Linked DNA regions of Homo sapiens: all the other regions are linked to region 3. The links are chromatin loops, found by intact Hi-C in ENCODE. Cell type or tissue: dorsolateral prefrontal cortex. All regions are shown on one strand. Each heading gives the region's core, and the rest is flanking DNA. Links, peaks and the distances in the headings are about the cores only. Region 1 overlaps FMNL2 (formin like 2). Region 2 overlaps ARL6IP6 (ARF like GTPase 6 interacting protein 6). Region 3 overlaps CACNB4 (calcium voltage-gated channel auxiliary subunit beta 4). Region 4 overlaps FMNL2 (formin like 2).

The links. Peaks named below come from ENCODE experiments on the same cell type or tissue, not always from the same donor. Only the 100,000 strongest peaks of a DNase experiment are listed, where the experiment ranks them.
Region 1: it touches region 3 in a loop (4-fold over the local background); 78 of 110 quality-filtered maps call a loop at or near these places.
Region 2: a loop joins it to region 3, with 3.0 times the contacts of the local background. A loop is called at or near these places in 7 of 110 quality-filtered maps.
Region 4: it touches region 3 in a loop (3-fold over the local background); 79 of 110 quality-filtered maps call a loop at or near these places.

What each region holds. Positions count from the first base shown.
Region 1 is chr2:152,622,911-152,631,000 of GRCh38, forward strand. It overlaps FMNL2 (formin like 2), which reads left to right. Exons shown (of 26, transcript NM_052905.4): 16 at 2,528-2,652; 17 at 3,615-3,817; 18 at 5,389-5,623; 19 at 6,746-6,814; 20 at 6,915-6,995. Among named protein-coding and RNA genes, the nearest start is that of PRPF40A, 91 kb to the right of the region's middle. In dorsolateral prefrontal cortex, for the core only: a CTCF peak has its summit at 4,626; no DNase peak of the experiment used is centred there; H3K27ac peaks cover 4,688 bases.
Region 2 is chr2:152,720,994-152,729,083 of GRCh38, forward strand. The region is part of intron 2 of ARL6IP6 (ARF like GTPase 6 interacting protein 6); the gene reads left to right. Among named protein-coding and RNA genes, the nearest start is that of ARL6IP6, 6.4 kb to the left of the region's middle. In dorsolateral prefrontal cortex, for the core only: no CTCF peak of the experiment used is centred there; no DNase peak of the experiment used is centred there.
Region 3 is chr2:152,032,741-152,040,830 of GRCh38, forward strand. The region is part of intron 2 of CACNB4 (calcium voltage-gated channel auxiliary subunit beta 4); the gene reads right to left. Among named protein-coding and RNA genes, the nearest start is that of CACNB4, 62 kb to the right of the region's middle. RefSeq lists an enhancer at 1,590-2,165. In dorsolateral prefrontal cortex, for the core only: CTCF peaks have their summits at 4,317 (motif pointing right) and 4,527; DNase peaks (open chromatin) are centred at 4,331 and 5,181; H3K27ac peaks cover 2,129 bases.
Region 4 is chr2:152,631,981-152,640,070 of GRCh38, forward strand. It overlaps FMNL2 (formin like 2), which reads left to right. Exons shown (of 26, transcript NM_052905.4): 21 at 28-157; 22 at 4,447-4,610; 23 at 5,593-5,694; 24 at 7,978-8,076. Among named protein-coding and RNA genes, the nearest start is that of PRPF40A, 81 kb to the right of the region's middle. In dorsolateral prefrontal cortex, for the core only: CTCF peaks have their summits at 3,886 (motif pointing left) and 4,086; a DNase peak (open chromatin) is centred at 3,881; H3K27ac peaks cover 2,798 bases.

The sequences.
Region 1 (8,090 bases), core at 1,962-6,961, 590 kb after region 3:
TTCCCTCCCTCATGCTGGTCTCTGGCCCACTCCAGGGAGCACTCACCCGCCTTTAGCCCGAGCCATGGGGACACAGTGTGTCCAGTGGTCACCTATGTGCTTTCCTCCTCTTCCCACTCCCACCCTGGTTAAAGCCAGGAAAACCTTTCCAAGGAGGAGAACTTTCTTGCCTGTGTTCTGATCTCAGGCTTATTCCTGACCTTGCTAAATAGTTAGAAGGGTGGTTGCAAATGGCAAACTTCTAGCGAGCGTCATGAGCCTACCATGTCTGTGGGAGGAAGGTAGGACGCCATTGGCACCAACCTGTCACCTCAGGTTATGAAAAGACTCCTCTGCGGCCCTTCTGCTGCTCCCCAGATCCCTAACATTGCCGAAGTGCCAGAGGCAATGCTAGGGCAAGTGCTAGAGGAAAGTCTGTTCCTTTGTCCCATCGAGAACATCTGTTTTCCTGGGTAGCGTAGACAAAATGCTGTACGGTGAGGAATCTGACACTGTGGCGTAGTGGGGACAAAGGTGTCATGTTTGGTGGTGGAGAGGCCTGGTTTGGCTAAAGCTGTGTCTGTTTTTCTGCATGCTTTTGTGTGGATTTATCAGATGACATTCCTGCTGTTTAAATGGCCTTTGTAACTCTGGAGGAATGAGAGGCACTGTCTGTCTCAGTTAACGCCAACTGAGGCAGGCAGGCAGGCAGCCAGCTACAAGCTTAGTCGTGTGTTGCTTTTATTTTGTTCTGCACTGAAGCGCTGAAGTTCTCCTCCCTGTCTTGCTAATAATGACAAATAGTGAAGCTCCCAAGTAGTGTGGTAGGCTACCCAGAACAGACTGACGAAGCTGAATGTGTATGGCTAAATGGTTTGGGAAGACTTCTTTATGATATATAATAGATAAATATAATTTTAAATGGATTACCTTTTTTGGCATATTCCCGCACAGTGAGAGGAGTTGGCACTCCCCATAGTCCCTTAAAGATACATCCCATTCTCTCTATTAAGAGGTTTTCAGTATTTTTAATGAGTGTGTAGATACCTCCTAGTCAAACACAGCTGACTCCTGGGAAGAACTTGCTTTTCAAAATGAAGGGCAAGGGACTGTGGCTATTTCTGAGTCTGAGAATCCATACAATTCCTTCCCTTCCCTCCCCTCCCCTCCCCTCCCCTCCCCTCCACTCAATTCCCTTCGCCTCCCCTCCCCTCCCTTCCCTTCCCTTCCTTCCCATCTCAAAAAAGAGGAGTTTCCTCCCTTCCTCCCTTCCTTCCTCTTTTTTGAGATGGAGTTTCGCTCTTGTTACCCAGGCTAGAGTGCTATGGCGTGATCTCGGTGCACTGCAACCTCTGCCTCCCGGGTTCAAGCGATTCTCCTGCCTCAGCCTTCCGAGTAGCTAGGATTATAGGTGCACACCACCACAACTGGCTAATTTGTGTATTTTTAGTAGAGACAGGGTTTCACCATGTTGGCCAGGCTGGTCTTGAACTTCTGACCTCAGGTGATCCACCTGCCTTGGCCTCCCAAAGTGCTAGGACTTTGAGCCACCACGCCCAGCAATTTCTTTTCCTTCCCCCCCGCCCCTTTTATTTATTTATTTTTAAGACAGAGTCTTGGTCTGTATGTACCCCTTTTTTCACTCTGTTGTCTTAAACATTTTCTTAGGCTGGGCAAGATGGCTCACGCCTGTAATCCCAGCACTCTGGGAGGCCGAGTGGGGAAGCTCGCTTGAGTTCAGGAGTTTGAGACCAGCCTGGGCAACATGTGAAACTCTGTCTCTACAATAAATATAAAAATTAGCCAGGCATGGTGGCACACAGCTGTGGTTCCAGCTACTTGGAGGCTGAGGTGGGAGGATTGCCCGAGCCTGGGAGGTCAAGGCTGCAGCGAGCCATGATTGCGGCACTGCACTGCAGCCCGGGTGACAGAGCAAGACCTCAAAACCTATTTTCTCATTTAGGCCATTCATATCCCTTAGTCTGCTTGAAATAACCCAGCAGCCAATATATCTTCATTATCGGAATCACCCACAGGAAGTCAGCCTTCATGACGTTGTACTTCTGGTAGTCTAGTCAGCCACTGTCTGCAGTCCCTGATCATCTTCTAAGGTTTGTTTGTAAACATGTGGTCTGCAACCAAGAATTTAGGATGTCCAAATATGGCAAGTTTTTGCCCTCTCTGCTATCTAGTAACATGAGTAATAATCTTTGCTCTCCAACACTTTTTATTTGTCCCAACCATTGTCCTAATATTGTAACTGTAATGCAGCAAATTAGTTGCCTGAGTTAAAAGAAAAAAAAAAATCAACCCTTGGCCCTTAAGACGTCTTTTAATACAATGATGTGTTAGTCAACCAAATGATGACCTCAAATGGCTCTGGCCAAGGCCATGTGTGTTGTTTTCCAGCTTTAAAAACCTACTTGCGCGCCTCTTGCCAACCTTCCTCCAGTGTCAAAGTGTCATCTGCAAGGACTGTTGTCTGATTGTTCCTGAGGGTCGTAGGCTTTTGGTGGGATCTTAATTCCATTCTCTTTGATGTCTTTAGCTGTGAAAATTAAGAAGCCAATCAAGACGAAGTTCAGAATGCCAGTGTTTAACTGGGTTGCTCTGAAGCCCAATCAGATCAATGGCACAGTCTTCAATGAAATTGATGATGAGCGAATTCTGGAGGTATTTTTCTCATTGGTTAGAAACTAGAGGTGCACTCTGTGCAGCAAAGCCGGCATGGGTGTTCTGTTAACCTGGAAGTGTCAGAGATAAAGTACTAGTGTTTTAAGTCCCCTGATGTAAAGAAGAAACATGTATGTAATATTGGAGAATAACATTTGACACTGTTTTGTAAGGTGGCTCTAAAACTGTTCAAAGAGTTATGTTAAATTGGAATAAATGCTTTTGAGCATCTTTAGTGTATGCCACAGAATATAGATCTGACATAATAATTCCTTCCCTTAATTGAGAGAAAGACATAAAAACTTTTGGACTGCAAGTGAGCTCAATTATCACACTCACTGCCTTATCTGATGGATAATTTTAATCTGTGGCAGCTGTCTGTGCAAGCTAATTATTGAAAAGTAATTGAATTAGTGGGTTAGAATCGGTAGTCTAATGTTCACTTATTTTTTTATTTTATTTTATTTTTAAATTATTATTATTATTATTTTTTGAGACGGAGTCTCACTCTGTCGCCCAGGCTGGAATGCAGTGGCGCAACCTCGGCTCACTGCAACCTCTTCCTCCTAGGTTCAAGCAATTCTCTGGCTTAGCCTCCCAAGTAGCTGAGATTACAGGCACACACTACCATGTCTGGCTATTCTTTGTGTTTTTAGTAGAGAGCGCATTTCATCATGTTGGCCAGGCTGGTCTCAAACTCCTGACCTTAAGTGATCCACCCGCCTTGGCCTCCCAAAGTGCTGGGATTACAGGCATAAGCCACCACATCCGACCTATGTTCACTTTTGTGTATGTGCCAGAAGTTGTACTATAACAAAAACAAGAAAAATAGAGGAAGCCATGGCCAAAGACAAGTACTTAATAGAAAAAGTGACGTTTTTGCTTAAGAAACTAACTGGTGGCTTCCGGACTTCATTTTTAAATATAATCCAATTTTCCATGGTCATTCCTCTCTATCTTAGGATTTAAATGTGGATGAATTTGAGGAAATATTCAAGACAAAAGCCCAAGGACCTGCCATTGATCTTTCTTCAAGCAAACAGAAGATACCACAGAAGGGATCAAACAAAGTGACATTACTAGAAGCAAACAGGGCCAAAAATCTTGCCATAACTTTAAGGAAAGCTGGAAAGACTGCTGATGAAATATGTAAAGCTATTCATGTGTAAGTTCAGGAAAATTATATTCTAGTTAGTTTATGATAAAATGAAAATGAGAAAGTTATGAATTAGTAGATGACAAATATTTCAATAGTGAGACAAGACCTAAGATAAAAGCTGGAGCAATTTTTGATATCCACACTTGAGAGATCTGAACTCTGTGTGTGCTACTTCAAAGTTGAATATGATGCCAACACGAAAGAGGTAGACCAGAAATCACCCTGGGGAGTGTTGTATTAGAACCAGTAACTAATTGTTTTAGAAGAATAACATCTGGATTGTGACATCATTTATTATCTGGGTCTACTCTCTTATGCGGGCCTCCAGCAATGCTTACATAAAAGGAAAGTTGAGCTGAGCGTGGCAGATGTTAAGAAAAGGTAGAAAATGTCAGTTTTCTCTGGAGTATCTGGATTTTATCCAGATTTGTTGAATACAAATTTGATGGCATTTGTGGAATGATACAGTTCAATGCCAGATGCAAATATGATACAGATGCATATTTTAATTCGTAACAACAGGAATGTGAATTGTTTTGCTTTCAGTACTTTCAGGACATTTTAAACAAAGTTCATTTTTTACTCTTGAACTGCATAGAAGGCATTGGTTTTACTCCTCTATTAGAAGAATCCTTCTATTCTTCTTGTGGCCATGGTGACTTTCAAATGTGATGAAGACATTATTAAATGTTTTAGGAACTAATTATTTATAAATTGATTATCTTATACATTTTGGTTAGAGGCTTCGAGGTGTAAATGACCCTAAGAAATCCTTTGTTCCAATTTTGTGTCCTCAACCAGGGTCATAATCTGGTAGTCCAGTGCCTCCTACAGTCTGTTCTGATTTCTGTCATTGAATCCTGAAGTGCAGCCTGGCTTTAAATCTTTATATATCTTGTTTGTCATGATGATTAAATGTAATTCTATTATTTAGCTGAACAAAGATTGTCCAGAGAATAATAGAGAATAGAGACTGTAACAAATACTTCATTTGTTCAAATTAAGCATATATCCAAAAAGAACTTCAAGGAATGTATGCACTTAACCTAAAACATTCAATAATACAGGCATTTGGATGCATTTTTTTCCAAAGAAGAAAAAATACTACCAGACTATTGGTTTAATTGAAATATTTTACATAATTCACCAGATATTCTGTACTAATGTGTACAGTGTTAATCTCCTGAATTAGCTGTACTTCACAATGCCTGTCAACTATGTGCTTGAACCATGAAACCATCAGATGCTTTGGCCTTGGTTCTACCTCTTCCTATTTTCATTTACTCCTGATTCCAGAGGCTTAGAGCTATGCCAGTACCCTAAAAACTGAGGATGGCAGTTGTGACAAGGTCCACGTTTTCAGGAAGAACCAGTTAAGTTACCTGAGGCATAGTCAAGAACCAGCACCAGGGTGGGACTTCACAGGACAGCTGGAGAAATCTTAGACTCGTTGATTTGGTGTTTGATGAGCTGTACCAGATGGATGATGGATGGATGAACCTGAAAAGATGGATGAACTTGAAAAGGGGGTAGGAGGTTTTTCTCTCTAATGCTAATCTCTCCACATCTGTCTTTAGATTTGACTTGAAGACACTGCCTGTGGACTTTGTGGAATGCTTGATGCGGTTCCTACCAACTGAGAATGAAGTGAAAGTGCTTCGGCTCTACGAGCGGGAAAGGAAGCCTCTGGAAAACTTGTCAGATGAAGATCGGTTCATGATGCAGTTTAGTAAAATCGAGAGGCTCATGCAGAAGATGACCATCATGGCCTTCATTGGGAACTTTGCTGAAAGCATTCAGATGCTGACTCCTGTGAGTGGACTGACTCTGGCAGGGGAGGGGGTCCAAAGAAATGTGGAATCGTTATTTTTTAAAGTCTCTCCCAGAATCGTACTCAGTGTGATGGGTTCTAAAGACTCCTTCCCAGAACTTTCTAAATTGCATTTTTATTTCAACCATCTTTTCCACATTATGTATGCAAAGTAAATTTGAAAAATGGGGAATGTTCATATTCCATATTGCCATTCTTCCGAAAGAATGCCATTTTTTGTGTCTACAGATGTTCTCTAGATTTCAAAAGGACAGGGGACAAAGAAACTTGGTTCTTTTCTCAAACTTGGTTCCTCTCTGAAGATACTAGTCTTCTGGCAGTGTTGGCAAGACTGAAAATAAGACTTTCATTTCTAAAAATGTTGCCTCATCTTTAGTGAGCAGACTTACAAGCTTTTGCTGAAAGCTTTATATTTACCATAAGAGTTTTCTTTCTTGGAAGTTTGTTATAATAAACTGTGGTGATATAGACATAATAGCCAACCATCTCTCATTCCCTTGTGTTAATCTGGTGGAGATTTATGAATATCATAAACTTCAGTTCTCTCCCAATTCTGTTTCTAAATAGACTTTGTTACTGATTATAGTAGTCAGTTCTTTCCCAATTCTGTTTCTAGATAAATTTGTTGGTTTCTGCTTATAGTAGTATGTCTGTTGAAAACATGTTCTGAGAACTTCTGGAGGGTGTTATATTCCCCTCCCTTTTTTTTCATTTTTGATGCCTCCTTCATTGATTTAAAAATATTAATTGTATGACATGATTAGAGGTGGTAGGCAGGAAATTGAGTTCTACCAGAAGCAGCTGTGGACTCTTAACTCTGAGTCTTAGTGGTTGTAGATTGGTTACAGATTTTGTGATAAGCAAGTTCCTATGTTACTTGCTATTGTGAACAGTTTCAGTAAAGATCGTGCATGTAACAATATTACCTGAGACCTAGCAAGACAATTAAATTTGTTATACTTAGAAAAAGTAGACTCTCACCATGAAGCCTGTATGCTCTAAATGCAGGCCTGTTTTCTTCTGTCTTAATATTTACTTGCCAATTAGTTTCCCATTTTTAACATGTCTTTTTTCCCCTTTTTCTTTCTTTGATTGGAATCTAGCAACTACATGCGATTATAGCAGCATCTGTCTCTATAAAGTCGTCCCAAAAACTCAAGAAAATTCTGGAGGCAAGTGCAGTTTTTCTTGTAGGTATGAAGGACTACTTCAGCTGCGTTCAGTGCCTGATGTGCTGTACTGATGGGCTTCTGTTTTCACCTTCTTTTGCAGATCATCTTAGCCCTTGGAAACTACATGAATAGCAGTAAAAGAGGAGCAGTTTATGGATTTAAACTTCAGAGTTTAGATCTGGTGAGTGGACTAAAAGAAATTTGAGAGCTGTTTGAAGGACAGATGGCTGGCAGAGATGAAGTTAGGGTGGTGGAGGATGTTTTGATGAATATTTTCTGCTATGGGAGGATCAACTGGTACTAATTTTCTGGAACACCATTTGACAGAGAGCACATAGAACCTATAATTACTCATACCCTTTGACTCAGTATTTCCATTTCTAGGAATTTTTTCTCAAGTGTCTGAATTTTGAATCCTGTATTTTATTTATAATTGCAAATTAACAATCTAAAGGTCTAACTGTGGGAATGATTAAATGTGCTGTAACACTAGTTAATACAGTGAACTATTATTCTTCCACCGTTAGCATACTGATGAAGAGTGTCCCAAGAAAGATTTGTGTTTAGAAAAGAAAGCAGGGTATGCTTTGCATGTACAGTTGAATCTCAGCTAAGTAAACTATGTGGGGAGAAAGACTGAATGGAAATAGGTTAAAATATTAGCAGAGGTTGGATGGAATCAGGAAATTTTTTCAAACTGCTTTTTGTAAGTACTTTTCTATATTTTCTTAAATTTTTGTTGTTGTTGTTGCATGCAGGGTGCTCTAATTTTCAGAGTCACCTAACTAATGTGAATAAGACTAGAGAAAATCCTCCGTGGACTCCCTCCAGACTGTGCAGGCCTAACGTGATTGTCACATGAGAAGGCTGGGCAGTGGGTTGAGTCCCCCGACCAGGGAGCTAGTTATTTAATATGGAGTGTCTAGTCAGTCACAGTTCTGGCCTCCAGCAGATCATGATCAGTTAAGCATGTCTGTTTCAGGTCTTCACAGGCTAGGAAATAAGGGAGGGCCTAAGCTAAATGTAAAAACTGGAGCATAGGAGCCCTGCTGTGTAGGAGGCACCTGCATGCACCTGCTGGCTGTACATCCCCATTTCTCCTCTGGCTTTTTACTTTGAAGAGCACTAAAATTAGAGCCGTCCTGCTTTTAAGGCAAGGAAGGTGGGATAGCAGATGCAGGGCTGGGAGAGTTCATGTAATCAGTGTCCCCCTTATCCATGGGGGCTGTGATCCAAGACCCCCAGTGGATGCCTGAAACCTCAGATAGTACTGAAT
Region 2 (8,090 bases), core at 1,333-6,332, 690 kb after region 3:
TGATGTGGGAGGATCACTTAAGCTGGGAAGTTCAAGGCTGCAGTGAACCGTGATAGTTACACTGCACTCCAGCCTGGGCGACAGAGTGAGACCCTGTCTGAAACAATAATAATTTTTTTAATGGGTACTGGTATGTGTATGTACCACACACACTAGTAATACATTTTAAACACAACTGCATGTGACTCAGGTCCAGAGAAATATTTAACATTTTCTAATTACCTTCTGGAAGAGGCTTCCCACAGCTCTTCTCAGGAATTTAAAAACAAAAGAACTTCCTCACTATCCTAGCAAAGGTAAATAATGTCTTATGTAGGCTTCAGGAGGAATTTAAGTTCAAATATCTTTATGTGCAGCTTTTTTTTTTTTTAAAGCATTGACCATCCTTGCACAGGTAAATGACTAGGAGAGTCAGACCTCAGTTTCTGCAGTGTCTGTAGAATGCTGTAGTTCACAGGTTTCCAGTGAAAAAGGTTATTCTATATTTCTCTCCACCAAAATGATTCTGAAGAGTTGAAAACTTTACCTGTCCAGCATATTTTACTCCTATTTGCTTTGATCACTCTAAATTGGGGAGGGGAGATCAAACTTAATCACTCTACATTCGATCACATGAATCAAGTCATTTGATGTGATCACTTTAAATTAAATCATTTGATTTGATCACTGTAGATAGGTGGTTGAGACACTATGACACATGTCCTCCCCTCTCCCATTCTTTCCTAAACTCTCTAATCTACCACTTTATGGCTAATCACCCTTATGGTGACACTAAGTATAGTGTACCTTATTTCAGCAGAAGGGGAAACATGAACCCTTTATCTTCAAATTGCAAAGAAGTTGGTTTCTTAGATATTGCATGGAAACTTTTGTCTGTTCTTGTCAACATCTTGCATGAGAAAACATACTTTTTAGTTACTCATTTTATCAGTGTATGTTTTTACATTGTTTTATCTCTAGAAATAAGCCAAGATTATTAGGCTTCTCAGAGCTTTTATTGATCTGTCACCTCTTGATGCAGTGGAAACAGAATCTTATGAATTAGGCATGAATTCTAAACCTTTTGCTGTTTAAAAGTTGTCCTGATTTCTCATTTAGGAGTAGAATGACGGGCAGTTGTTATCTGAAGGAATGGCTTGCTCAATATCAAAAGGAATGTGATAGGTCTTTTGACATGGTCCTGCTTCCTTTTCCACTTAGGGTTAAATAATCCCATGTTGCTTTTAGGTATGCATGATAGATACTTAATATTTTTACAGCAAATAGGAAAATCATTAAGATTTTGCTAATGGCATGAATTTATTGTCAAGAGTCAGGAATGAGCAGAAAGTGTTGTATCTTTATGGTGAAAAAAACCCAACAGCTATGCCAAAACAAAGCTCATTATTTTGAACCAATGGTCAGATGAGCTCCAGTGGTCAGATGGAGAATAAAAATAGTTAATATCATTTAATGGGCTAATTCAATCAGTTTCCTGGGGGTTAATTTTAAAGAATAGTTATAGCAGATGTATGTATTATAACATATGGATAGAGAATAGTTGTCTCTACCAGAAGAGGATTCTTAAAAATCTGTTTCAGTGAAACAGGGCCAAGATGATTAAGCTCTTAATAAGATTGAGGTGATCGGCCACGCGCGGTGGCTCACACGTATAATCCCAACACTTTGGGAGGCCGAGGCGGGTGGATCACTTGAGGTCAGGAGTTCGAGACCAGCCTGAACAACATGGTGAAACCCCGCCTTTACTAAAAATACAAAAACAAAATTAGCTGGGCATGGTGGCACAGGCCTGTAATCCCACCTACTCGGGAGGCTGAGGCAGGAGAATCACTTGAACCGGGGAGGTGGAGGTTGCAGTGAGCCAAGATTGCGCCACTGCATTCCATCCTCAGCAACAGAGCAAGACTCCAACTCAAAACAAAACAAAAGATTGAGGTAATTGTGGCAACACCTGCCTTTTTTTCTAAGCTGCAATTCTCTACTGTTTTCAAGAAAAATACAAGTTAGCCTATTTACAGAATGTTTTGAATTGACTCCTGTCCTCTGGTTAAAACTCCTCTTGAGATAATTGATAGCTGAAAAGGTAGGATGGTTCTCTCAAACTTGACTTCCATCTAAATCAACGCTGAGTTGATTAACTTAGATATCAAGAAAAATTGCCTCATTAGTTTACCCCTGAGGAGATGCCTATGAAGTTACATCCTTTTTACAATTAATAAGACAGTTTTCACATGAAGAAACAATTTGAAATATTTAATAAGAAAATGTGTTGAAGTCATCCATTACGTTTGGGAAAAGTACCATGCAGCCTTTTATCAGATGATAACGATTTTATTATATTTCACTATTTATTTTGCCCTGTTTATTAGGAACCTCGTAGCCAAATGTAATAATGTTTGATTGTTTTGTATATTACTCTTTATTTCTTGGCATACTTATTATTGCCCACACATGCTATTATCTTAATATTTCCGTGACTCATATTTAAAATTTACTGCAAATTTCCTCATTCTTTGTTTGAAAGTAGGTTGGTTTTTAGAAAAAGCAACGTGAGCACAGTAACTGCTCTACCATGAAAGAGTTCTCTTTCTTTTTCTAGACAGACTGACAAAAATTTTGTACACTGCAGAATTTAATTGCAATTTAATCCTAGTCCAAGATTGGCATGGCAGTCAGTAAGAACAGATTATAGCAGCAATTCTCATTTTGGTATGGGTAACAATCACTTGGGGACTTGCTTTTTTAAAAGCACCTGTAGATTTTGTTTTGGCCATCATGATTTCGTGATACAGAACATTAGAAGTGTTAAAAAAAGTCCAAGAGAAAGGATGTGTGGGAGGTGGCCCATTCTCTTAAAAAGACACAAGTTGAGTAAAACTCAGTTTCATCCTTACAATGAAAATTGATTGAAACTCTGAACTTGAACTTTTTAGCCAGTGTGTGGACTTTATAATTTGAACCTATACTCTATTAAGAAAGTGTTACAGTGCTATCTGTGGCTGGGTGGGGTAGCTCTAATATTTCATCTAAAAAGTCACAAATATCCTATTCTATAGCACAATTTTTGTAAAATTGTCTTACCTATTTGTATTATTCAAGAAATGATGACTAAGGCCAAAAAAAAAAAAAAAAAAGAGAGAAAGCCAAAAAGGACTGGAAGGATATAATCAAAATGTTAGTTTATCTGGGTTTCCGAATTGATTGGTTGTATTTATTATTTTTATTTTCTACAATGTATAAGTGTAACTTGCAATAAGAAAAACTTTAAGGGAAAGCACAAATTTAAGTTTAGAGAATAATGTTTCAGTAATTAACAATAACACCATTTATTGCACTTTTACAATATGCCAAAAGCCATTAATTTGTGTGTTATTTCCTCTAGTATTCTCAACTACACTGTATCCATCAATGTTATTTTCTTCTAAACCAAAACTCAAGAAAGTATGTATTATAATTTTTATACCATAGATAGTCTAGGTAGTATAGCAAGGCAGAAAAAGAATGGGTTATCAGCAAGAATTAGCCATGTGCAGCTAAATTATTAGTCATGAAATTATTACAGGACTCTTCTTAACACATAAAAGCAGTAATAAGAACCAGACATTAGGACCCCTAAATCTCAATAAATTGAGTTGACATTGTGTGGTACTCTGTAGTCCAACTTTGGTGGTTGGGAGGGACGTTTCTTAGGCTAATGAAGTCAAAAGTTAGCTGGCATCAGAATCACCTGAAAGATAAATTTTGCTGCTCTTCACATGGTGCAGAATATCTGACTCAGTAGTGTGAGATGGAGCCCAAGAATTTTCATTTTTGACAAGTTTTGAGTTGATGCTCTGCATGCTGCTAGTTAGGGGGCTATATATACTTTGAACACCACTGGCCTAGTAGTTCCCAAACCTGACATAAAAAAAAAAGCAAAAAAACGAAGACCCTGGAGATTTTCTTTTTTTGCTTTTACGGAATCTTAGACCCTATAATTATCTACTGAATCGAAGTAACTTAATTGGCTGTATGTGTCAGTGTACACTGTACAATCAGGGCTCATTGGACCATTTTTCATTTCTGAATTATTTCGAGCAGTTCTGTTTGTAAGGATTGAAATTTCATGACTTATTCTTTCTTAGGGATCTTCAAAAGAATAAAGAAAACTGAGCTATATTTCTCATAAAGTTTATTTGATCTTGAAATTACCACATTGGTCTATTGGACATTTTTTAATTTTGAAATACGTTTTGGGATTTTAGTGGTCACATATTGTTCTTTCTCAAAACATTCTCCTATTTCATTATTTTAGTATTACTCATCAATTCTCAACTATGGTCGAAAGAATAAAATAATTATGATGGAATTAGGATTCCAGTAAGACTTTCCTAAGACTTTAAGTATTTTTTTCATCTTTTATGAGGTCTGCATCCTAATTTATTTGATACTGTTTGTAAGTGGACAGATGCTAAGGGCAGATGTGTATACAAAGGTGATTTGGAAAAAAAAATGCAAAAAAGAATTATTGGGTTGACCATTTGAATTGTTTGTAATCTAAAAATGAAAATATGTTACAAATTATGGAGCAAAGAAGATTGTTGTCCTCTTTTCGTCAAAATAAGCCATGAAAGGCTTAAAAATTCCTTCAAACATTGTGTTTTAATGACGCAAGTGCAAAAAAAAAAAGCAGGAATAATGACAAGCTGTAACCAATTTGAGATGTATCTGAAATCTGGAAGTGGTATTTACAAGATGGATATGTTGTAGATTCATACATGAAGTTAGTAAGCAATTATTTGCACTCAGGTCGTGCCCATTTTTGGTGTACATGACTTTAGGGAAACTGGGAATTGAAATTCGGATTTGCTGTATTTATTTCTTATGAAAATTTTTAACAAAGTTTTTTTCCTGCTGTCTTTTTGCTCTCTAAATTATTCTTCAAGTGTCATGAAAATAAAGGAAATAAAAAAGCCTCTTTGGACTTATATGATAAAAATATTGATGACTGTTTTCCCTGTTATACTGAAGATTACAAGCTTCAGAGGAGAATATAAATTTAACAGGATTGCCCATGAATTAATTGTTTAAAGCTGGATGATGGGTATATGAGTTTTATATACTTCTCTCAACTTTTTCCTGTGTTTGAAATGATCTGTAATAAAAGTGTTGGGTTTTTTTTTTAATTTTCCCATGTGAATCTAATGATTTACCAATGTTGGGAACTACAGGTGTTATTTATTTTTGAAATTTCAGTCACTTAATCTGTCAGAGGATCACCTTCCTCATCTGTTTCAACAGAAAGATGTAGAAATGCTACAGTCTGGGTTGCAGGTGGTCGGGCGATTGGGTGAAGGCCTTAACCAGTGTAACTGCTATAGCTACCATGCACTCTGCACCCACTATGCTCATGTTGCATTGGCAGGAGAGGAGAGAGCACTTTCCTCTGCTCCTGCACTTGGCTTTGACGTGTAAAGAGACACTTTGCTCTAGGGATTTAAAGACTTGAGCTATCTATAGAATGTGATTTAGAGAGGATACCAAATTATTTAAAATAATGGTCATCCTCTCAAGTTAGAAAACTATAGAATCTAATAAAGTTGAGAACATTTGCTTACATAAACATTTAAAAATTGATGGTTAGTTTCATGCATATGATACATCTAAGTTTTATTAGTAGCCAGCTGGTAATAGTTTTTACAACTTTTAAAGTTAGCTAAGTACAGCCATACACCACATACCATTTTGGTCAACAGTGGTCTGCATATATGCCTGTATGATGGTGGTCCCATAAGATTACAGTGGAGCTGAAAAATTCCTATTTAGTGGCATTGCAACTGTCCTAACTTGGTAGTACAATATATTGCTCACATGTTGGTGTTGATGCTGGTATAAACCAACCTATTACCAATCTAGTTTTATATAACCTTCCAGTCATAAAAAAAAATACAGCACAATTACGTGCAGTACATAACATAATTCTTGATAAACAATTATGTTACTGGTTTATGTATTTACTATGCTTCTTATTGTTTTAGATTATATTACTTCTGCTTAAAAAAAGTTGACTGTAAAACAGCCTCAGGCAGGTCCTTCAGGAGGTATCCCAGAAGAAGGCATTGTTGTCATAGGAGATGACAGTTTCATGCATGTTGTTGCCCTTGAAGACCTTTCAGTGGAAAAAGATGTGACAGTGAAAAACAGTGATATTACCTTGACCCTATGTAGGCCTAGGCTAATGTGTGTGTGTCTTAGATTTCAACAAAGAAGTTTAAAAACTAAAAAATTAGAAATAGAAGCTTATAGAGTAATGGTATAAAGAAAAAACATTTTTGCACAGCTGTACAGTGTCCTTTTGTTTTAAACTGTTAGTAGAAAAGGGTAAAGTTAAATTTTAAAATTTATAAAGTAAGAAAGTTACAGTAAGCTAAGGTTAATTTATTAATGAAGAGAAAAATTTTTTAATTTAGCGTAACCTAAGTGTACAGTGTTTATAATAGTCTATTGTAGTGGACAGTAGTGTCCTTGGCCTTCACCTTCACTCATCAGTCACTCGCTCACTGATTGACCCAGAGCAACTCTTTGTCCTGTAAGCTCCATTCATTGTAAGTACCCTATACAGGTGTACCATATTTTATCTTTTACACTGTATTTTTACTGTACCTTTTCTATATTTAAGTATGTTCAGATACACAAGTACTTATTGTTGTATTACAGTCGCGTGCAGTATTTGGTATAGTAACATGCCGCACAGGTCTGTAGCATTGGAATAATAGGATATAACTGTATAGCTCATAGGTGTGTAGTAGGCTATATACCTAGGTTTTTGTAAGTACGCTCTTGTGATGTACAAACAACAACGAAATCACCTAATGATGCATTTCTCAGAACATATCCCTGTCATCAGTGTATGATTGTATTGTATTTTCATTGTTAGTATCATAAAATGCATTAGTTACGTAAGTAATTTAATCTCACCAGGAAAGATTCCAACAATTAAAGCAAAGGCTTTCACCGATCTACCTGTGTGTCTTTTTACATCTTTTTCTCTTTGTTTACATATGTATAGTCATTTAAAATACATGTTTTTTTCACTGTTATAGGAAAAATATAATTGGAATCATGTATATTTTGCAGCCTTGTTAAAGTGCCTTTTGGAGTATATTCTGTATTAGTATACATAGGTCTACCTCATTTTTTCATGACTGCATTGTATTTCATAATATAAGTATACCAGTTTATTTAAACATTTCAAATGTCAGAATCTCTTACCCAGGACTTGGAAATTACTAGTATACAGTCACGTTTAATCCCATTGTTTACTTATGAAGTTTTATGAAGTGTGTGCAATTGATTGCCTAACACTTATTTAATAGGAAACCTTTCCCTAGTATAGGAACCATGAGAGTTTTGTTTTTTTCTGGTGTATTCTGATTATATATAATATGTGTAAATTGGTGCCTCTGTGTCTGACTTCATAAAACTTCTTGAAAGTTGCCTCATCCCCGTAAGCTAAAACTGTTAAACAAAATGAAAATATTTAGAGCATATAACAGCCTCTTTTGCTGGAAGGTTTTATAGAAATAAAGTTGCCAGCATATTTTTAGAAGAGTAACTGCTCCCTGACACCAGAATGGCTTATTTTGAAAAATAAGCCAAAACAAATATACCCTTAGATAGGTGTCTATAATATTCCAGCAAAGGGATTGGGATAGGAAATTCCTACCCATCCCTGTTTTTGCTTTGGATGAAAACAGTCTTAAGAGGTTTCAATTGATGGAAAAGATTAGTATACATCATTTCATTGGCCAGACGTGGTGGCGTCTGACTGAAATCCCAGAACTTTGAGAGCCCCAGGCAGGCGGATCATGAGGTCAAGAGATCAAGACCAGCCTGGCCAACATGGTGAAACCTCGTCTCTACTAAAAGTACAGAAATTAGCTGAATGTGGTGGTGCACACCTGTAGTCCAGCTACTCTGGAGGCTGAGGCAGGAGAACTGCTTGAACCTGGGAGGCGGAGGTTGCAGTGAGCCGAGATTGCGCCACTGCACTCAGCCTGGCAACACAGCAAGATTCCTTCTCAAAAAAAAAAAAAAAAATTAATATACAT
Region 3 (8,090 bases), core at 1,846-6,845:
AGATTACTTCAAGACCACCCAGGGCAATATAGTGAGACCCCCCATCTCTACAAAAACAAAAAAATTAGCTGGGTATGTTGGCATACGCCTATAGTCCTGGCTACTCAGGAGACTGAGGCAAGAGAATTGATTAAGCCCTGGAGTTCAAGGCTGCAGTGAGCTATGATTATGCCACTGCACTCCAGCCCGGGCAATAGAGCAAGACCCTGTCTCTTAAAAAAAAAATAAATAAATAAAAAGGTAGAAAAATGAACTAGTTTGGTGTAGACAGGTTCCCCTGCAGAGGTTCTGCTTCAGGCCTAAGTGAGGCAGTGGCAGCCAGGCAAGGCCCTGGAGAACAGCATGCCAAACAAGAGGAACAGACAGGGCCAAGGTCCCCAGGTGGGGAAGGGACTGGCATGCTTGAGAGCAGAAAGAAGACCCAGGCGGCTGGTTAAATAATGAATGAGGAGAAGCGGGGTGGGGGAATGAGGATGAAGAGGCATGCTTACACGTTTTTACAAAAGGGCAGCTTTTGACTTGCTGAAGCAAATGAAATGCTTCCATTAAATCCCCGCTTGGTGGTGTAGACGGGCTGCCACCACCTCTCTGAAGTGACTGAAAACAACAGGGAGGGGACTGAGGGGATGCGACCAGCATCCTAGAAGAGCAACTTCAGACTCCCTCCTTCAACTCCAGCAGCCACAGTTGCTTAGATACCCTTGTAGTTCAGGTCTCCTGAGGTCTCCACATGGCTTCCAGCTGCCTTTCTAGCACGTGAAGATCCTACCCTATCATCCTCTGCCATTTAAGGCGAGAGGCAGATTCACTGTGATCTGGGTAAATACCATTTCCAAAAAGGAAACCGGCACCCAAACCTCCCATCTTTTTATAAATTCTCCTGCACAGACGGTATAGTCTCAAAGGACGTAGGAGCCAAACTTGGGGAAAAAAAATTTTCTCCCCTATTTAGAAAGTTCTAAATAATCTGACACAACATTCAGCTAGTGGGGGTGTGAGAAAGTGGGAAGGAGGACTTTAAGGCCAAAGTCACATGAAATAAAGAGAAAAATGAAAAATGTAAGCTTTTGCCCTTTTGTGAGGACTTCTCTAATTCTCGTGGTATTTCAGATTTCCCTCAATCAAATCATTCACTCCTTCAGTTTGTAGGTAACAGACATTTCCCTTCCTTATTAACAAGATGCAGGTAGTTAGCAACATAATAGAAGCAAGAACTTTGTATTGCTTGGTGTGTCTGGGTCACATACTATTTTTAATTCCTGTCTCCTAACACCTGGGGGGGAAAATTAAGTTCAACAGTTCCTTACACAGGAAAAAAAAGAAATGAGCATTTCTCCCTCACTAACAGGCAGCACTTCCAAATAAAACCTGTCAGGCTTAAGAGCAAGATGGACTCGGAGTGGCTTTCTCCTCATTACTTGTCTCCCAACAGGTCTATTAAATGATCGGAATGCCCAGGGTTGGTACATTTAAATTTCATTTCAAATTAAAATCCCAACAGAAGTCACGTCTTGCAAAGTAGGTCTTAAAAATACTTCTATGCTGGACACATGAGACCTGCAGGGGAAGGAAAAGCAGAGAGTGGATGCAGGTGGCAGTACCTAGTGAACTAAAAGCTCTTGAAGTCTCCATTAGGGCCCTCACACAGGGCTCTGGTGAAGGGTGATAACAAGGAAGGGACCAGGCCACACAGCAGGGGAACTGAGAGCAAGGACAACGCTTATCCTGCAAGAGCAAGCTAACCTTGCTGCCTGCTCCGGCCTCTCCTTTATTTCAAGCCGTTACCACAAAATGGGCAAGCGGCTTCCCTTGCAGAAAATCCCCCATCATGAAAAGCATCGCATAAATTCCATTCTCACTTAACGATCTGTATATGAATTAGAGAATGTGGGTTTTGTTTTTGTTTTTTGTTTTCCTCTCTAGATGTTTGTAATCCTGCCTTTAAAACACCAGGGGATGGCATCCGATACAGAGTTGCTGCTTTCTACAACAGCACCCCCACAGTGCTCTTTTAAACACACTAACCCCTGGGGTAAGGAAAAAAAATTATGAGGAAAAGTGTTCCCTGGCTTCTTAGTCTCTAATAAGTACTGTGTGGTGCTGCTTCACTGGGATCAACTGGTTTCAACTTTCTATTCTCAGTGGCATCTACAGCAGGCTTGAGGCAGAACAGTTGACCAAAGGAATCGTGAGTGCAGCTGGAGTCCTGGGAAGTCCGCGGCAAAAGTATTGGCAGTGGTTGATCAAGTGGCACCTGCTGTTAAATGAACAAATTCCCCATTTCCAGACCTAATCACAAATTGGCAAGTGCACTTTATAATCCAATGCCCTTCAAAATCCCAAACCTCCGGGCAGGAGAAGGAAAGTGACGTTCAGTGAGAGACATAATGTCTGACATCAACTCCACCATGTTACAAGCAATAGCCAGATGCTTCACAGAAAGCAAGCACTTTCTTAAACGGATGATTTTCTTTTGTATATTTATTCACTGTCTTGCTCCAAAAATGATTCAAGGCAACTTTAAAAAATATATTCGCAGGCCGGGAGCAGTGGCTCATGCCTGTAATCCCAGCACTTTGGGAGGCCAAGGCAGGCAGTACACCTGAGGTCGGGAGTTCAAGACCAACTTGGCCAACATGGAGAAACCCCATCTCTACTAAAAATACAAAATTAGCCAGACATGGTGGCACATGCCTGTAATCCCAACTACTCAGGAGACTGAGGCAGGAGAATCGCTTGAACCCGGGAGGCGGAGGTTGCGGTGAGCTGAGATCGTGCCATTGCACTCCAGCCTGGGCAACAGAGCGAAACTCCGTCTCTCTCTCTCTTTCTCTCTCTCTCTCTCTCCCTCTCTCTCTCTCTTTCTCTCTCTCTCTCTCCCTCCCTCTCCCTCTCTCTCTCTCTCTCTCTCTATATATATATATATATGTATGTATGTATTAAGATGCACCTGATATGGATTAAGATTGTCCTTGTTAGACAAACCGCAAGAATAGCTCAGATTAACCAACAGACACTTCTCAAGCTTTTACCCCTCAAGCATTTGAGTTTAAAACTTCAAGAATAAATTAAATTCTCCATAAGATTTTTAAACTCCATCATATCATTGAGAATAAAACTGTTAAATGTGCACACTGTGTTCACCGCAGCATTATTCACAATAGCCAAGATGTGGAAGCAACCTAAATGTCCATCTATGCATGAATGGATAAACAAAATGTGGCGTATGCAGACAATATTATTCAGCCTTAAAAAAGGAGGAAATCCTGCCATATGTAACGTGGATGAAACTTGAAGACGTTAAGTGAAATAAGCCAGTCACAAAAAAGATACTGCATGATTCCACTTATATGGGGTATCCAAAGCAGTAAAACTCTTAGAAGTAGAAAATATAATGTGGTTGCCAAGCACCGGGAGGAGGTGGTAACAGGTAGTTGTTGTTCAATGGATATAGAATTTCAGTTTTGCAAGATGAAAAAGTTCTAGGGATCTGTTGCATAATGGACTGCATATAGTTAACACTGCTGTACTGTACACTTAAAAATGGTTAAAATGCTAAATTTTATGTTTTGTTTTGTTTTGAGAGTCTTGCTCTGTCTCCCAGGCAGGAGGGCAGTGGCAGAATCTTGGCTCACTGCAACCTCTGCTTTCCAGGTTCAAGCAATGCTCTTGCCTCCGCCTCCCAAGTAGCTGGGATTACAGGCGCGCGCCACCATGCCTGGCTAATTTTTGTACTTTAAGTAGAGACAGGATTTCACCATGTTGGCCAGGCTGGTCTCGAACTCCTGACCTTAGGTGATCTGCTCTCCTAGACTTCCAAAGTGCTGGAATTATAGGCATGAACCACTGTGCCTGGCCAGTAAATTTTATGTTACATGTTTTTTACCACATTAATTTTTTTTAAAGTGTTAAGTGTGGTGAAAGGCAGATTTCAGTGAGGATGTCGACCTCTAGAAGCAGACTTTCCAGAGTCTTGGAAGTAATATTTCTGGGTTACTTTAGGCTACTCAGACCATGTTTAGAGTATTCTGTCTTATTTTGGACACAACGGCCTTGGACCATGGCTGGAGGACATGTCAGTCTTGGCTATGCCTTCTAGTGTAACATAGAACAAGTATACTCTGCCATGACATGAGATTCCTTCGAAGAGTTTCACCTGACAAATATTAATTGAGAATCCCAGGAAGTGCACTAGATGCTAGAAAGCAGCTATCATGAACTTCAGCTTCAAAAAGGCAGTGAACCTGAGCAGAACTCTTATTTGGGTGTTTCTATCTCCAAACGTTCTTGATGGCCTTAGCCACAAGATGGCGCATGTAGACCATTTCCACACTTGCGGCTCAGGCCAGTTGATTCTTGCGGGGGCATAGGTTCCCAAGCACTTATGTAGGGTATTCTTCCCTGGGCTTCTGTTTTGTTACCTTCTCAATGAGTGATGTCTGAGAAGCTTGGTTTGGTTAGAAATAATATAATATCCTGCTTATCTCCTTTGAACAAGTACTCAAAGGTGGATATTAACAATAACACACTTGCTATACCTAATAATATAACAAGACTCTCCTTTGAATATGAATCAGGGAAGTGCTTCTGTGGCAATCTATATCCCGTCAATTTACAAACTGAGTGATTGCAAGAATAAATAAATCCTGCTTTGGCCCAAATGTCAATCTTTGCTAAAGAAATATGTCTGTGGACATTACAGAGGAATCGTGCCGTTCTTAAATCTACTTACACCCTGCTTCTGCAAATGCTTACGTATCTGACTTGTTTTAAGGTATTTCAAAGCCAAAAGAGAGGCAAGAAATAAATGCTCACACATTTTGAAGTATTCCATGAACAACTGAATAATGTGACCTTCTGACTCCCAGTGAGCCTAAATTTTTCTCATTCTTCTTGCTTAGACCAAAAGCACATATCCCCTCTCAGGTGAAGGCACAGCATTTAGGATGACACTCTTCTTTTCCTAAGGATGGGAGGGAGAGAAAGAAATGCTCTAGGGAGACATGGCCTCCCTCTGAGACCTAAAGGGAGGAGGGAAGATTTTTCTTCTCCCATTTGGTCAAAAGTCAGCCAGGGGAGCCACCGTGAGCCAAGACCTCAGCAGGCCTGCAGCACTGCTGCTCCCCCCTCATCCTTGGAGCTGCTCACCAACTGCTACAGCAGGGAGCTGGCCGGGCCCCAGCCTGCAGTGAACACAGAGCCAGGCTGCAACAGCTGGATGCAGAAGGGAACCACCCCCAAGGAGGCCGTGACAAAACGCAGGGCCCAGGGAATCTTCAGCATTCATCTGGCCAGGAAAACTGGGGAGGATCAGAGGGCCCCCAAAGAAATGCATGTCAGGAACCTACTGGGATCTACCATGCTGTATTTGGAGGCAGGAGGTGGGGGTAGCTTTCATAAATCCTGCCAATGGCAAAGTTCCTAAATTCTTCAAAGCATCAAGGATGCTGGCCTGCAATGGGAATGCAGAACAAAAAGTCTTGTAAAGTAAGGGGTTGGTGAGCTTGTAATTCTGGGGTTTGGTAACTCTCACACCAGAGTGTGCACAAGTTGCTGAGAACCACGCAACAGCCCTCCCCGGCCTTTTCCAAGTTCTGCTGCTTGCCTTTGGCCTAATGAGCCAAATTCAGACTGTATATCCCCAATGCAGCTTCTACTGACAGACAAGGGTTTGGCAAGAAGCTGGAATGCAGCTTGATTGCAGATAATGAATGTGTTCAGCAGAGATGATGAGCACCTGGGACACAGGCTTCTACCTCAGCACCGAGTCTGGCTGGGAGATGGAAGAGGATAGGTGTGCGTGAGCAGCTGGAGGCACAGAAGAGGAAAGGCCCACTACTCTGCTGCAGCCTGCTGGCTCGTATAACAGCTCATTAACAGCAGAGGCTGAGACTTCCTTTTCCTCTTTCCACAAAAGACATGGCAATAAAAGCAGGACAGGCTGCAAACTCAGCCATTTTCAAAGACTCATGGCATGTGAGATTGGGAGGAGGGTGACCAGCTGTGGCCACACAGATGGGGACAGAGGCCCTGACTGGTGCTAGGACACGTTAGTGGTGGAGAGGGACAGTTCCCTCAGGCCTTCCACCTCCCAGCCCAGGACACTCTGGACAGGAAATCTCCCCCTCTCTTCCCAGCCCTGTATGTCCCCACCCCAAGAGGGTGTGACACTTCCTCATGTTCCCTGCTGGCCCATTGGCTAGAGCTCTGGACGGATATAGAGGAAAGATAATACAGTAATTCAGAACTGAGGTCATTGCTTGCTTAGTTAATATAGGGATAATTAAACAGCATTTAAAGAAAATGGTTTAGCTGTATAAGCAAACATTTCCTTGTATTTAAAAAAAAGCAAGAAACATAGTTTTCTGAGGTCTCTACTTAAGAATCTTATTATTGGGCCGAGCGCGGTGGCTCACACCTGTAATCCCAGCACTCTGGGAGGCCGAGGCCGATGGATCACGAGGTCAGGAGTTCAAGACCAGACTGGCCAAGATGGTGAAACCCCATCTCTACTAAAAATACAAAAATTAGCCAGGTGTGGTGGTGGGTGCCTGTAATCCTAGCTACTCGGGAGGCTGAGGCAGAGAACTGCTTGAACCCGGGAGGCGGAGGTTGCAGTGAGCTGAGATCTCGACACTGCACTCCAGCCTGGGCGACAGAGCAAGACTCTGTCTCAAAAAAAAAAAAAAGAATCTTACTATTCCCTCAATGCTGAACCCAAACCTTCCCCTGACCAGTCTTTTGGAGGAAGCCTACACTTCTCCTACTCTGTTCACTTGCCAAGCAGCATATGGAGCCCTAGAATATTCTTGTTTTCATATAGGTTTTATCTTACATTTCCAACTACATTATTTGTTCTATGAGGATAAGAGCCTTGTTATATGCTCTATGTCTTAATGAAAACATCTGATAAAACATGAGTGATCACTCTGTGCATGGCAGGCAGGCAAGGCAAGGGAGTAGGGTGGGACCAAGCACTGATCACAGAAATGCAGGTATTCCTTCCAACCCTGGAAAAGTAGAGCGAAGCTCAGGGAAAACTACGTAAGTCCTCAGAAACATAGTCGAAGGCATGAAGTAAGCACTGAAGCAGACCATATGGAAAATAACATCTATTTTTCAAAAGAATTTAAAATAGAGAATGCAGAAAAAAAGAAGAAGTTTATGGCAATATGATTCTTGTGTACACCGAAGACATAATTTGTTGACAAAGATTAAAGTCACTTAATGGTCTTAAGGCAATGAGTATACTTTATATCCAAAAAGAATAAGAATTTTAATTCCACCTTCTATTTCTACAAAAATTGTACTGGCTGATAAGTGATGGCCCCCAGTTTTCATTGCGGCTAAATGGGAATGTCTCATTTATGGGCTATTCTGAATAAATTAGCTGGGAGTTTTTTTAAGTATCAAAAATACCAAGAGGTCTAACCCATATACTAGTTAAAAAGTAGAATTTTATACATCTGCTGAATCTGAAGGCTCATGATTCTCCTATCTCACAGTATTTAACTCCTACATTTTATAAAGAATTCAATGACATCTAGAATCTTTAAATTTATAAATATCTATCATTAAATCTGGCTCAGATAATAATTGAACCAAAGCATATAATGCCATGTCTATTCATGCCCTCACATTTCACTGATACTTTCTTCAGCTAATTAATTTTATTTATCTATTTGTATTATTTTATTTTATTTATTCATTTATTTTTTTGAGACACAGTCTTGCTCTGTCACCCAGGCTGGAGTGCAGTGGCACATTCTCGGCTCACTGCAACCTCCGCCCCCTGGGTTCAAGTGATTCTACTGCCTCAGCTTCCTGAGTAACTGGAATTACAGGCGCACACCACCATGCCCAGCTAATTTTTGTATTTTTAGTAGAGACGAGGTTTCACCATGTTGACCAGGCTGGTTTGAACTCCTGACCTCAGGTGATACACTCGCCTCGGCCTCCCAAAGTGCTAGGATTACAGGCGTGAGCCACCGTTTCCAGCCAGCTAATTAAATTTAAAAAGAAGTTTTCAAGATTAGCAAAACCTTTACAACTCATCTAACAATGTAGTCCTTTGTTCACATCTAAATGCA
Region 4 (8,090 bases), core at 785-5,784, 600 kb after region 3:
CTAACCCACGTTCCCTTTTGTTTTCAGCTCTTAGATACAAAGTCAACAGACAGAAAGCAAACACTGTTGCACTATATATCCAATGTGGTGAAAGAAAAATATCACCAAGTGTCCCTGTTTTATAATGAGCTTCATTATGTGGAAAAAGCTGCTGCAGGTACTTGATTTCAGCTATTACCGTTCGTCTTGGGTATTTAATGCCTTTAATTGTGGTGGAGCCATTCCCTGCTTAAACACTTTTCAGAACCCATTTAAAAAGCCAAGGCTAAGAAGTCAGACACACTGAGCTGGAACACATCGGCCGTGGTGTTGTCCACCCCTGAGAGCAGAAGAGCACATGGGTGTAAAGGTGATCTCTGTGTCCTTTCTGTAAGACACAGGCCACTGAGCGTCATGTCCCTTCCCTCTTTTATTCACTGCCCTTTTTATTCTGCTGCTATTGTATGAAATGTGAGAATGAGAATCTGAGAATCATCACCCAACAAACACTTTTAATTTGATTTTGTGCCATTCTACTTGCTCAAGTGTGGCAGTTGTAAACATTTTGCCTTTGCCTGGACACTAGTTAAATTATTAGCACTTCTTGGTTGCTACTTTGCTAAGACAGTTATACATTTTGTCATTTAAATCATCTGTGACTCTAAGATAGCTGGGATGTACAAGGTAATAGTATCTCCATTATTATAGGTGAGAAAATTGAGATTTTTCGAGGTTAAATGTCTTGCCCAAAGTCACATGAGTAGAAAGTGATAGAAACAGGACTAGAAACCTGGTCTTACTTCTCATGAAGTGTATTATCCAATGTACCATGTTCCCTCAAAAGCATATTCGATTAGCAAAAGGAATGATATGCAGATTGACCTTACAGTCATTTATAGGCTGTGATTCTCAAATTGTGATATCGAACCATAAGCAGCCAGTGTTTATTATAAATTCAGATTCCTGTGGGGTACCTCAGGCATCTGGAATTTTGGAGGGTGAGGCCTTCTCTAACTCAGCCATGGTAAATGGCTGCTGCTTCTGTGTTCTCACTAAAGAACACTCTGGTCTACCCTCTCGTACAAGATTTCTCATACTGTATTACAACAATTTGCATGTCCATTGCAATCTGTGCTCTTCTTTTTTTTTTTTTTTAGACAGGGTCTTGCTCTGTGGCCCATGCTACAGTGCAGTGACATGATCACAGCTCACTGCAGTCCTGACCTCCCAGGCTGAAACGATCCTCCCACCTCAGCCTCCTGAGGAGCTGGGACCACAGGCACACACCACTATGCCCAGCTAATTTTTAAAATTTTTGTAGAGATGGGGTCTCCCTGTGTTGCCTAGGCTGGTCTTGAATTCCTGGGCTCAAGTGATCCTCTCGCCTCAGCCTCCTAAAGTGCTGGGAGTACAGGTGTGAGTTACCATGCCTGGCCAATCTGTGCACTTCTTAAGGGTATATCAGGTTTTATTTATCTTTCTATTTCTCTCAGCCCCTGAAAATTGGATGTTGGAAATAAATGAATGAACAAGTGAACAAATGAATGAATGAGATGATGCACTGTTACAGGGACAAATGCTGCAGAAGCTGTGGTGGAGACTGAGAGGCAGATGGAGATGACTCTCTGACTATGAAGAACTATATGACGCAGGCTGGATAGACCTAGAGCAAGTTCGGGGCTCACTTAGACAGTAGGCAGAATTTCTGTTCTGACCAAATGATTTTCCTCCTTTTAAGTTTCCCTTTGCCTAAATTAATTACACCTCACAATTCTAATTAAGAAAAATGTTAAAAAGCTATTATAATTTCTACCTGACCAATGGGTACTAATTCATTTTGTTTGGTCCAAATGGTGTCATTTGAAAAACATCGGTGGGGAAAATGGGAGACTGGGTTGCTCCCTGGCAGAACTGTTCTTTCTGTTTGCTCTCTGGTGCCCAGGTTGCCCAACACAGATTCTGTATTCCTTCACTCATGTGTTCACTCACTCCTTCATTTATCCAGTGAACACCTTTGAGTGCCCTCCATGTACTTGGCACTATCATAAGTATTAGAGAATCAAGGATGATAAGACAGTGTGAGTCTACTGAGGGAAAAACCTACTGCACTGTTTTAGTAGGTTGGTGCAAAAGCAACTGTGATTTTGGACCGTGAATTATCAATCATTATAACTAGGCTCAAACATCTTTATTATGGCCGGGTGCGGTAGCTCATGTAATCCTAGCACTTTGGGAGGCTGAGGCGGGCGGATCACTTGAGGTCAGGAGTTTGAGACCAGCGTGGCCAACATAGCGAAACCCTGTCTCTACTAAAAATACAAAAATTAGCTGGGCATGGTGGCACATGCCTGTACTCCCAGCTACTTGGGAGGCTGAGGCAGGAGAATTGCTTGAACCCGGGAGGCAGAGGTTGCAGTGAGCTGAGACTGTACCACTTCACTCCAGCCTGGGTGAAAAGAGCGAGACTCCGTCTCAAAAACAAACAAACAAAATACATCTTTAGTAATCAAAACAGGAACCATTAAGATCAACACATTTTTGCCAATGAGAAATAAGTTTGTTTATTCCTGTAGTGAAAAAAATCTGTGCTTCTAGATTCAACAACTCTTGGAAAGCATTTTCCGCATCCTGCTGGTTGTGGAAGCATTTTCCCTGCAAAAAGTTGTCGAGATGCTTGAAAAAGTGGTAGTCGGTTGGCAAGAGGTCAGGTGAATATGGCGGATGAGGCAAAGCTTCATAGCCCAATTTGTTCAACTTTTCAAGCGTTGGTTGTGCAATGTGCAGTTGGGTGTTGTCGTGGAGAACTGGACCCTTTCTCTTGACCAATGCTAGCTACAGGCGTTGCTGTTTGGGGTGCATCTCATTGATTTGCTGAGCATACTTCTCAGATGTAATGGTTTCGCTGGAATTCAGAAAGCTGTAGTGGATCAGACCAGCAGCAGACCACCAAATGGTGACCATGACTTCTTTTTTTTTTGATGCAAGTTTGGCTTTGGGAAGTGCTTTGGAGCTGCTTCTTGGTCCAACCACTGAGCTGGTCATTGCTGATTCTCATATAAAATCCATTTTTTGTTGCATGTCATAATCTGATTGAGAAATGGTTCGTTGTGTAGAAGAGGAGAAGATGACACTTGAAAGCAACGATTTTTTAAAAAGTTTTCTCTCAGCTTATAAGGCACCCACTTACCAAGCTTTTTCACCTTTCAAATTTGCTTTAAAAGACTGTAGAATGGTTGATGTTGAGTTCTTCAGCAGCTTCTTGTGTGGTTCCAAGAGGATCAGCTTCGATGATTGCTCTCAGTTGGCCATTGTCAACTTCTGATGGCCGGCCACTAAGCTCTTCATCTTCAAGGCTCTCGTGTCCTTTGCAAAACTTCCTGAACCACCAAATGCATTGCCAAATGCATTGTTGATGTTGCGAGTTGTCTTCACTGCTTTACAACCCGTTTTGAACTCAAATAAGAAAATTGCTTGAATTTGCTTTTTGTCTAACGTCATTTCCGTAGTCTAAAATAAATACAAACAGCAAGTTAATACGTCATTAGCAAAAAAAGTGAGAAGTGTGCATTAAAATGATGTATAACATAACCACATTGATTTAAGAATGTATTCCAATATCAAACAGCAGATTTCAGCAAATACTGCAGTTACTTTTGCACCAATAATTTGTCCACGTGCAGAGTTGAGTCAGGCAAGGGGGCCCAGAGCTGGTACTCAACGTCCTAAAGAAGCTGCTCAGGAGGCTGTGGGGGAGTGCCTGCCCCGGGAGGGGCCACACTGCAGACAGAAAGGTTCACACTAAACCTTGCTGAATAGGGAGGGGTTGTTAGCTGTGCAAGGCTGCTTTGGGTCCTAGTAATCAATACAACCTATGGTCAACCGACAAAAGGCTGCCCCCTGCTGGAGAGTCAGAGAAATGCAAAAAGAGTTGTAATCCCAACACTTTGGAAAGTCGGGGCAGGAGTTTGAAGGTGCAGTGAGCTATGATGGAACCACTGCACTCCAGCCTGGATGACATTGTGAAACCTTGTCTCTAAAACACACAAAACCTTAGGCTTGCTGCAGATAAGGACCTCTGAGCCTACGGGCCCACCCATAGGCTATTCTTGTAAGAGAAATGGAATAGTTTTGTGCAAGTGTGGGATTTAGAGTCCACATTTGTTACCTGAACTCCTCTGCCACCTACTAGCAGTGTGACCAAGGGCAGGCCACAGAACCTCTTTATGCTGCTTTTGCTCATTGACAAAATGAGCTAATGATGCAAATGAACTAGTGCATGCAAAGAATGTAATGTAGTGCTTATAATGCTTCTTTGCATTAAAAGATCTCTGTGCCAAAAGCTGGAAGCTAGGTTTAGGGCCCTTGAGTAAGCCTAAGAATCTCCTGAGAACTTGGCCCAGCAGCCAGATTCGCTGTGGTTGTGACTTCCCCATTGAGTTTCACTGGGATGTTCTTTCTCTGCTTTAGTCTCCCTTGAGAATGTTTTGCTGGATGTCAAGGAGCTCCAGAGGGGAATGGACTTGACCAAGAGAGAGTACACCATGCATGACCATAACACGCTGCTGAAGGAGTTCATCCTCAACAATGAGGGGAAGCTGAAGAAGCTGCAGGATGATGCCAAGATCGCACAGGCAAGTATTGGTGCCCCTGAAACCTGTGAAGAGGCTGCATCCATTAAAGCTGCCTGTGGTGCAGGCCCTGTATTTGGGGAGAAATGTTCCATTTCCCTCTGTTTGTGGAGGGTAGCTTTCTTGTTGTAACTATTATTTATTACGGGGGGACCATTCCCAGGGTTATTCTTGGAAGGGCCCCGTCCTCATTGTCCTTTTCTAATCTGGGGCTCTTTACCCTGTCCCCTCCCCCTCCCCTTTCACTTCAATACTCACTCCAGTGTGGGTGCTGTATTCAGTTCAGCCCACATGCGTCAGGCCTGTGCTCGGCAAAGCAGTGTTTCCTGTGTAGTGGGTTTCTGTAGATCTTGTCCTTGAAAATCTTACACTATACTGGGGGTTGCTGATAGATAGGCAGGCCTGCAAAACAGAATGAACAGTACGCTATCAGAAGAGGCAGAGGCAAAGTTGGGGGATGGGGACTCAGAAAGCAGATTCAGTGGAAGGGCCTCTGGTTTGGGGCAATCTTGTATCATGGAAGAGTTCAGGCAGAGACTGAGTGTCCCCTGTGTGAGGCTGTCATAGGGAGTGTTGAAGCAAGGAAGTGGAATTTAGGGTCAGAGTGACCAAGATCCCTTTTGACCTTGTTGGTTTTAAGGGGTTCTGCCACGGCCTTTGGAAACTCCTGTAAGAAAGATTTCCTTGTTTTGTATGTGGGGTGTGTGCGTGTGCATGCATGCATGTATGCCTGTGTGTAGAAGTGGCAGGAGGTCCTGCAGATGAATTCCTGTGCCCCACTATTGCATTCCTCGGATTGCCTCTGCTGAGGCGTTTGGAGGAAACACGGAGGCGTTAGGCAATCTTGGGAGGTAAGGGAGGTGCAGCAACGCAAGGCCATGGGAGCCTCTGTCTTGTGGCTGCTGCTTTGCATCAGCGTTCCCCCTAGAGCATCCAGTTCAAATGCCTAACTAATGAAACTCAAGAAAAATTTGCTTCTTCACAGGATGCCTTTGATGATGTTGTGAAGTATTTTGGAGAAAACCCCAAGACAACACCACCCTCTGTCTTCTTTCCTGTCTTTGTCCGGTTTGTGAAAGCATATAAGGTATATGTTAAGGCCCTCCTTGCCCTTATTTCTCAAGCAATTGCCCTCCTTGAGATGTGTCTGAGTCCCAACTCTCTGCAGAGGCCTCCCAGTTCCTGTGGACAGCAGATCTGGGTGGCATTCACGAGATAGCAGTCCCTAGCTCTGTGGAGGCTGAGGGACATTATGGTCCCTTTCTCCACCTAGCCAGTCCTCTGCCTCAGCCAGAAAACAAAGCTCTTGGCAGCCCCCTTGGGGCAAGGGAGATGCTCAAAGACATTGCTGCCCCATTGACTGTTCACCTAGGCAGGCAAGGTGAAGTACTTGAAAATCCAGGCCTCTTGTGGAATTCTTTAATGGGTAGAAGTGAGCTGTGGGCTGTGGTGAAGGTGCATGATACAGCTGAAGTTAAGGAGAGCCTGCTTGTGTAAGTCATAGCACAGGGCTTAGGACCTCTTAGACCAGCATTTCTCTAGTATGGACTAAAGGATGGTGCTTTTAAGGATGGGCACTCTCTGTTTCTTTGTGTGGATCAGTAAGTGGCCCTTCCTTTAAATGGGAGGCCCTCTTGGACATAATCCAGGGCTGTGGTCTTGAAAAAGCCTATGACGCAAAGAGACATGTATCAGAAGGATTTGTCCATTTGAGAAATTACAAGAAGGCTGTTAGAAGATTTTAGCTGACCTTGGCAACACCTCAATCTATATCCTCCAGGCGTATCTTCATGTAGCACTGATAACACTGGTGGAGGTAGGAGGAATGTTTATTGCAGAGGGGAGGAGGGATGTGGCAGGGTTCTCCACACTTTTGAGAAGTCCTGTTGGAAATAGGGGGACACTTCCCTAACACCACTAGGGGCTGAAGGCTCTGGAAAATCATTATTGGGCCTTTTACTAAAACTCAGAAAGTCAAAATATTCTTAGCCCATCTTCCCTCAGCATGGCTTAATGTAGCAGTAGAGCTATAAGCTGCTGGTAGAAGGAACGTCTGTGGCAGTCAGGGTGAACAGAAACACAGCACAAACTCCGTGTGCCAGACTCAGGATTTGCTCGTGATGAGAAGGCTGCGGGCCACCAACTGCTGCCGTCTGCAGTGCTTGGTAGCCCAAGCCCACTGGCTGGCTGTGTTTATGTGCTGTAGAGATAGTCTGCGATGGCCCTTGTCATGTGCTGTGCCATTTTTTTCACATAAAAACATGTAAGTCTAAGGTCAAAAGAGAAAATATATTTTAAAATCGGCTAAGACAGGTTGGGAAGTGGCTGGGGTTTGTCTCAAAGCCTGAGGCATCAGCAGGGATATGCGTGGAGCAGAGGAAAAAAGAAGCTGCCCTTGGTGGTCTGGGCTGTGTTGGAGGTCCCAGCCTGTCCATCAGCGTGCTCCTTCCACCTCACTGTTCCTCCCTGTGATTTTTCACAGCTGATTCAGTGAAGCATGTGCCAGGCAGTGATGTGACTGCCAGGATGTTTTTCTTGCCCTATACGTGATGAATAGCCTCCTAGCCTGGCACTCACCTAGGGACTTTGTAGGCAGAGGTTGGGGTTTTAGGACATCATCCCTCTCATATAGACCAAAATGAAAACAAAAGCAATGGAGACCCAAATGTAAACTTTATTACTGATAACAGCTGGGCTGGAGGATGTGGTGTCTGTGACCTTCTGCTTCAGCTGCAAATTAGGTAGATGACCTGTCCATCAGTTCACAGCTTGACAACTAGAGGTCTCTTCGGGGAGGCCGGCTTCAAAAGAAAGAGTGCCCAAGAGGGCTGAGCTGAGGTGAGCCTATTCACTTTCTTCTAGATTCATCAGACTAGTCACACTGCCTTCCTTGGGAAGGAGCAAGGCATGGGAGAGTCCAAGAGTGTCACTCTGGTGAGGCCCCGAAAAGAAATGAGGGTTTTCCCCTAACAATAGGCAGAAGGCAGAAGAATCTTAGATCCTGCTATCAGAGGAACTCTAGGTAGGCAGACTGTCTCTGAAAGGAAAACAAAATCACTGAGCACAGCTGCCAGGATGGTAGGTGCCCACCAGTGTGTGGGACAGAGACTAAGAGAAAGTTCAAACAGGGAGCGATCATCAGGAAAGGACTTCTGGATGAATTGAATCTCAGCTCCCAGCTTTTAAAGAGATGTGACAGGTAGCGAAGCCCAGAAGCAGAGCTAAATACAGGCATAAAGTGTAGATCTTCTCAACCTTCCATTTATTGTAATTCTCAACTCACTAAGGATGCTTGAAGAATGACTTTAAAAAATCTTGGCTGCTCTCATTTCCATTAACATCATCTTTCTGGTTCTTTTGATTTACCCAGCAAGCAGAAGAGGAAAATGAGCTGAGGAAAAAGCAGGAACAAGCTCTCATGGAAAAACTCCTAGAGCAAGAAGCTCTGATGGAGCAGCAGGATCCAAAGGTAAGAAGTGCCGC